Regions from separate parts of the Homo sapiens genome. Here region 1 is linked to region 2. The links are chromatin loops, found by intact Hi-C in ENCODE. Cell type or tissue: heart left ventricle. All regions are shown on one strand. Each heading gives the region's core, and the rest is flanking DNA. Links, peaks and the distances in the headings are about the cores only. Region 1 overlaps RBM20 (RNA binding motif protein 20). Region 2 has its middle 34 kb from the start of RBM20.

Region 1 (2,914 bases), core at 163-2,662, 190 kb before region 2:
TTTTGCCATGGAACTTCTGGTAGCTCCTGTACTTATGCACTCATGTTTAAATCTTGTGTAATTTTGCACAAGAATAATTTGTCTCCCAGTTGGAGAGTGAACTCTTCCCAACTGAGAACCATGTCTTGTATTGCTTTGTAACTATCAGCACATAGAGAAGACTCTCAATCATCTTCCCAACTGAGAGCACCATGGACCATTCACAAGACTGCTTCCCAGGGCCAGAAGCCCTCTCTGTAGCGAGGAGGCTGGCAAGACCAATGGCTCTGAAACCAGACCCTCTGCCCTCAAAAGCACCTGGGAGTCTCATTCCCACCCGAAGCCTATTGAAGAGAATCTCTGGGCAAGAGGACTCCCCCCACAAAAAATCCCCTGATGACCCTCTGATGAAGTGACTGGGAGACACTGGTTTAAATTATTCCAAGTTCACTTCTGCATCAGAGAGATTATGATTCCATACTTATTGACGAAGTTTCCATAGAACAACCCAGAATATATTCCAATCATCTTGTCCAGGTCTGCAGGAAGAAGGCTACTCACTTTTTGTTGTTCCTTCAGATTTTCTCTTTCTTATTCATTTTGCATATTTATTAAACATCTATCATGTGAAAGGTTCTGCCTCAAATAAGCTGAGGAACTCCCTTGCCACAGGAAGTATATGGGGAGATAAGATATGTGCATGAAGAAATATTCAAGAGAGGAAATGAAAAATACCTTAAAATCTCTCCCTTCTCTCCCTATACTTTACCTGGTGAGCAAAAGATAAAGTTAGAGGAGAAAGAGCAATCAGAATTTCTCCCCACCTCTGCAAACCCTGGTGGGACCTCATATGCAGCCCCTTTGGCCCAGAGACACACATGGATACAGTGTTTGCCCTCTACCTTCCCGGTAGCCACTCTCCCTCCTCCTGATAGCAGCTGTTCCTCCCTCATCTTGCTCCAGAGCTCTAGGTGGGTCTCTGTCCCAGCTCTGAGGATGTAGCAGATGACACAGGTCCAGCCAATCACAGCATGGCCTAGCCCTGGCCAGAGATCAATTCAGGAATGTGCACCTGTGCTAAGCTAGTCCAGTCAGAGCGACTCTCTCTCAAAAGTCTCAGGACTTTTGTGGGAGCTTCTAGGAAAAAACTCTGGCTTTCTCTTGTTGAAGGAAAGGGAAGGGGGAGAAAGAGCTGCTGAGGTCACTGTAGCCATCATGCCACCTAGAGGAGAGAGCCTGGGCTGCTACGGCCCATCCCAGGGAGCCCCCAGTAAACAAAGCCAAAAGAGCAGAAGGCAGCGTGGAGAGAAACCAAGTCCTAATGAGGGTCTCTGGGTCCTGAATCCAGCCGCACCTGCAGCCAGATCTACTCCTGGACGTTTCATTTACATGCATCCATAAATTCTTTTTTTTTTTTTTTTTTTTTTTTTTTGCTTAAGCCAACAGGCTTAATGGAGATGAATTTCTGTTACGTGCAGACAGAGTGGCAGCTGATTCATATCAACATAGGGACCATAAAGCATGCATTACTATGTAGTTGAGACATACATTAAGTTGTTTTCACATCTGTTATTCCATGCGACCTTCACAATGCCTTAAGAGGGAATATGGCAGCTTGGGGAGCAGAAAAGCCCTGCTAAAGATCAGAAAATAATGTGTTCTGCGCCCTTTCTATTCAAAGTGTTCTCCGAGGACCACCAGCAGCAGCATCTCCTGGGACCTCGTTAGAAATACGCAATAACAGCACTACCCTAGATATGCTGAATCAAAGTGAGTTTTCACAACATCACCAAGTGATCTGTATGCACACTGAAGCTTGAGAAGCTCTGTTAGAATACTATCTCTGCGGCTTCTTGGCTGGGTGACTATAAGCAAATTACCTGATTTCTCAGGTTTTTTTCACATAGACAACAGAGATCATGATAACACACTATAACAATGCAGCTTTAGTGCAAAACCAAAACAGCACTAAGTTTTAATCATAGCTCTTCCAGTAGCTAAGTACAATCCTGGGCAAGTTCCTGAATTTCTATTAGCTTCAGATTCCTCATCTGTAAAACTGAGATAATAATACCTGTCTAACAGGACTGATGTCAGGATTAAATAATGTATGTAAACTTCTTTGCCCCAGAGTACCGGGACTCAATTAAAGGTATACATTATTGTTATTGTTGTACTCTTATAATTACTGCTATTATACACCCTACACACTTCACAGGGTACAGTGATTACGAGACTGAAAAGATAATGTATGAAAAAAAATACTTAAAGCCAAATAACTCAAAGTATAGTCCTTTCCTGATCTGTAAACTGAGGTTCACAGAGGTTAAGCAACTTTTCTAAGCTCACTAAAGCAGGAAGCGGTAGAGCCCAGGCTGACATCACCATCTTCCAATCTAGGATAGGTCACATGGTTGTCAGTGGTTCTTTGTTTATTTGCTTTTTCTCCCACCAGACTGAGCTCCTCGCCAGCTTGCTACTTCTCCCTCCATGGCACCTGGCCCAGTTCCACCCACGGTGAGCACTCAGTGCACATTTGCTGAAAGCAAAACTCGACCATCTGACCTCTTTAACCCATGTTTTTTGCACCACCCCAAACTATCTCCCTCAGGAAGGTATTGCTATGCTTTGGTACTTTAATTTAAGAAGCCAATTACTGCCGTTAATCCTAATTAGAAACTTATGACAACATCTCATTTGGAGACCAAAGCTCTACTGGGAACTTAGTGTAGAAATTCAATTCCAGCCCCCAGGGAAGAATCCAGGAGACCAGGAACTTTGGTTGGATATAGAATGGGGTGGGATGCTTACTTGTCTGAAAGAAGCAATATACTTTTATTAGGAAAAAAAAAAAAAAAAAAGCCAGGTTCTGCCTGAAGGAGAACTGTTAGTAAAGGAATTTCAGAGGCAATGATGCAAGCAAAGCAGATTCAGG
Region 2 (2,914 bases), core at 207-2,706:
TCCTTCTGCCCCAAGGGATCAAGAAATTACTTGAAATCAATGAACCCCTCTTTTTCATCTACTTAGCCAAGGGCAGAAGTTAGATGAACAGACCCCCTGCCTAGAAGCATGTGCATAAGAAAAAGAAAAACTAAAAGGCAAGGATCACTGAGAAGACCTGTTTGGCACCAGCTTCAGTGGTTTCTCTTTTTTGAGGTTTCTCAGAATCTCACAAATGAGATGAGCTCTGTCCATCACAAGGCCATGCTCCACGGTCATGCCAGCATTCCCATCAGTGTCAAGGCAGATGTTGCATCTCAGAGGATGAGATTTAGCCTGCTGTGTGACCCCTGTGCTGAGGTACAGGGGCAGGGCTGTGTGTGGGCTCCCACATGCCTGCTCACCATGGGGATGAACCCTTTATTCTTAAGCAGTAGGGAAATGGGACTTCTGGAACAATCCTAAAGCACATAATAATCTCACATAACAGCCACATAATCGCAAGGCTACAGGGATTCTAATAAGATTTCTAACAAGAAAAGAAGCAAGTATTCCCTTCACTCTGTGAAAGAACATAAGAGACGCTGATTCGGAGTGTCTTGTTGGGGAGATGACTTAAAAATGATAAACTGAAAAGCAACATAGGTGAAGCTGTTTCAATTAAGGGATGCAAGGTTAGAGACAGAGCAAATGAGGAAAATTATAATAGAACAAACTCTTCTGGGTTTATATGAAGATTGAGAAAGTATAGAGGAAAAAACTGCTCTGAGGAGAAACAAGTAGGGCTACTGCAAGAAAGGACTGTGATGGCTGATATTGTCAAATTGATTGAATTGAGGAATGCAAAGAATTGTTGCTGGGTGTGTTTGTGAGGGTGTTGCCAAAGGAGATTAACATTTGAGTTAGTGGATTAGGAGAGGCAGACCCACCTTCAATCTGGGTGGGCACCATCTAATCAGCTGCCAGTGCAGCTAGAATAAAACAGGCAGATGGAAAGAGCAGACTTCCTGAGACTTCCAGTCTTCATCTTTCTCCCGTGCTGGATGCCTCCTGTCCTCTAACATTGGACTCCAAGCTCTTCAGCTTTTGAACTCTTGGACTTATACCAGTGGTTTGCCGGGGGCTCTCAGGTCTTCAGCCACAGACTGAAGGCTGCACTGTTGGCTTCCCTACTTTTGAGGTTTTGAGACTCTGACTGGTTTCCTTGCTCCTCAGCTTGCAGACAGTCTATTGCGGGACTTCACCTTGTGATCATGTGAGTCAATACTCCTTAATAAACTACCCTTCATATATACATCTATCCTATTCCGTCCCTCTAGAGAACCCTAATACAGACTGCAAATTTTGTTAACAAGATCCCATTAAACAGCTGCTGCATACCTTTCTAAGCAGCAATCCAACCTGTTGCAAGCACTAGGTACCTTGGCTAAAAGCATCCAATTACTGAGCTGCAGTTAACACGTAGCTCAAACTCTTGCAACAGAGAAATCTCAAGAATGTCACACCTTGACCATCTCATTGCTCCTGGAACTCTACTCTAAGAAACTAGAGTTTGAAAAACTAGACTGAAAAAATGGAGGGGTTGGCATGTGTCAAGGGCCCCCTCTAGTGGCTCTGGGAAAAAAGTGAAGTAATTACTGGGAGACAAAGCAGCAGCCCAATGATGAAGAAAGCCTCAGCCTTATCTACCTTTGCAGCCATCATTTCTAATTCTGAAGTGGTACGATAGATTCCTGTGTTTGAAGACCTCTCCTAGCAAAGGCCTCTGCCTCAGAAGTGTCAGGGACCTTTAGTACATTATACCTTAACTGCCTCTGTTAACTTAGTCCCAAATGATTTGCCTTAAACCCGTGTCCTTCAATTTTCTATGGTGGTGGGTTTTTTCCACCCATATGTAGTTCCATGTTTCCAGCCTTTACCGCCATCATTGTTAATTACTGAATAATTTTAGGTGTATATTTATAAAGCCAAAGCAGGACTTGTGATCACTGTACACTTTAATGTTTGATAATCAACTTTCCAGGCACTGATCTGAACACACAAGTATCCATGAGATAACATTCAAACCTTAATGTCTCTTTCCAATAATAGAGTTATACCAACCAATGTGAGGACTTGAGAGAGGAAATAAATCCATGTGCTTCTTGCAAACCTAATCGCTAGGCTGCCTCATGTCCCTGAGCAATTACTGGCTGCCACAAGGGCTCTTACACCCAGGAGACTCTGTGTCTAGGAAGGGGAGAGTGAGTGCCACATGGTGGCAGATTTATGGAGCAACGCTGGCATCTTTCATGCAGAAGACTGGCAGCCAGGAGTAATCCAGTCCCCCTAAGACACTGAGATAAGTGATCAGAGTGTACCTAAATAAGTGCAGTCTAAAGAAAATAGGAGGAGTGGGGAGGCAAAAGGCAAAGAAAACCAGAGATGGTGAATTGTGCCCTTAAAATCTGTTTCTCTGTGTCATGTGGAGGATCAATCAACACTGTACTATCTCTCTCCCATTTTCATAGTTAACTTGGGAGAAAAAAAGAGCTAATGTATTAGAGTCTGTCCTGCTTGCGAAGGAAAGCCAGGACTTGGTTCTGGCTCTGTGGGTTATTAAGCTGTGTGTGCTCATTTATTCATTTGGGTCACTTACCTAATCTGGGCTTCAGATTTCCTCGTCTATAAAATTAAGGTATTAAACTAAAAAATTTTGTATCTCTGGATCTAAATATATCCTTCAAAGTCCTAACTTAGAAAAAGTGGAGATATGAAAGCCACTTTATTTTTTTGAGATAGAGTCTCGCTCAGTCGCCCAGGCTGGAGTGCAGTGGCACAATCTCAGCTCACTGCAAGCTCTGCCTCCCGGGTTCACGCCATTCTCCTGCCTCAGCCTCCCGAGTACCTGGGACTACAGGCGCCCGCCACCAGGCCCGGCTAATTTTTTGTATTT

Evidence for each region. Peaks named below come from ENCODE experiments on the same cell type or tissue, not always from the same donor. Only the 100,000 strongest peaks of a DNase experiment are listed, where the experiment ranks them.
Region 1: it touches region 2 in a loop (2.3-fold over the local background); 5 of 110 quality-filtered maps call a loop at or near these places.

What each region holds. Positions count from the first base shown.
Region 1 is chr10:110,802,310-110,805,223 of GRCh38, reverse strand. The region is part of intron 7 of RBM20 (RNA binding motif protein 20); the gene reads right to left. Among named protein-coding and RNA genes, the nearest start is that of PDCD4-AS1, 67 kb to the left of the region's middle. In heart left ventricle, for the core only: a CTCF peak has its summit at 1,205 (motif pointing left); a DNase peak (open chromatin) is centred at 2,463; H3K27ac peaks cover 1,120 bases.
Region 2 is chr10:110,609,143-110,612,056 of GRCh38, reverse strand. No RefSeq gene overlaps it. Among named protein-coding and RNA genes, the nearest start is that of RBM20, 34 kb to the left of the region's middle. RefSeq lists an enhancer at 1-800. In heart left ventricle, for the core only: CTCF peaks have their summits at 1,380, 1,581 (motif pointing left) and 2,257; no DNase peak of the experiment used is centred there; H3K27ac peaks cover 738 bases.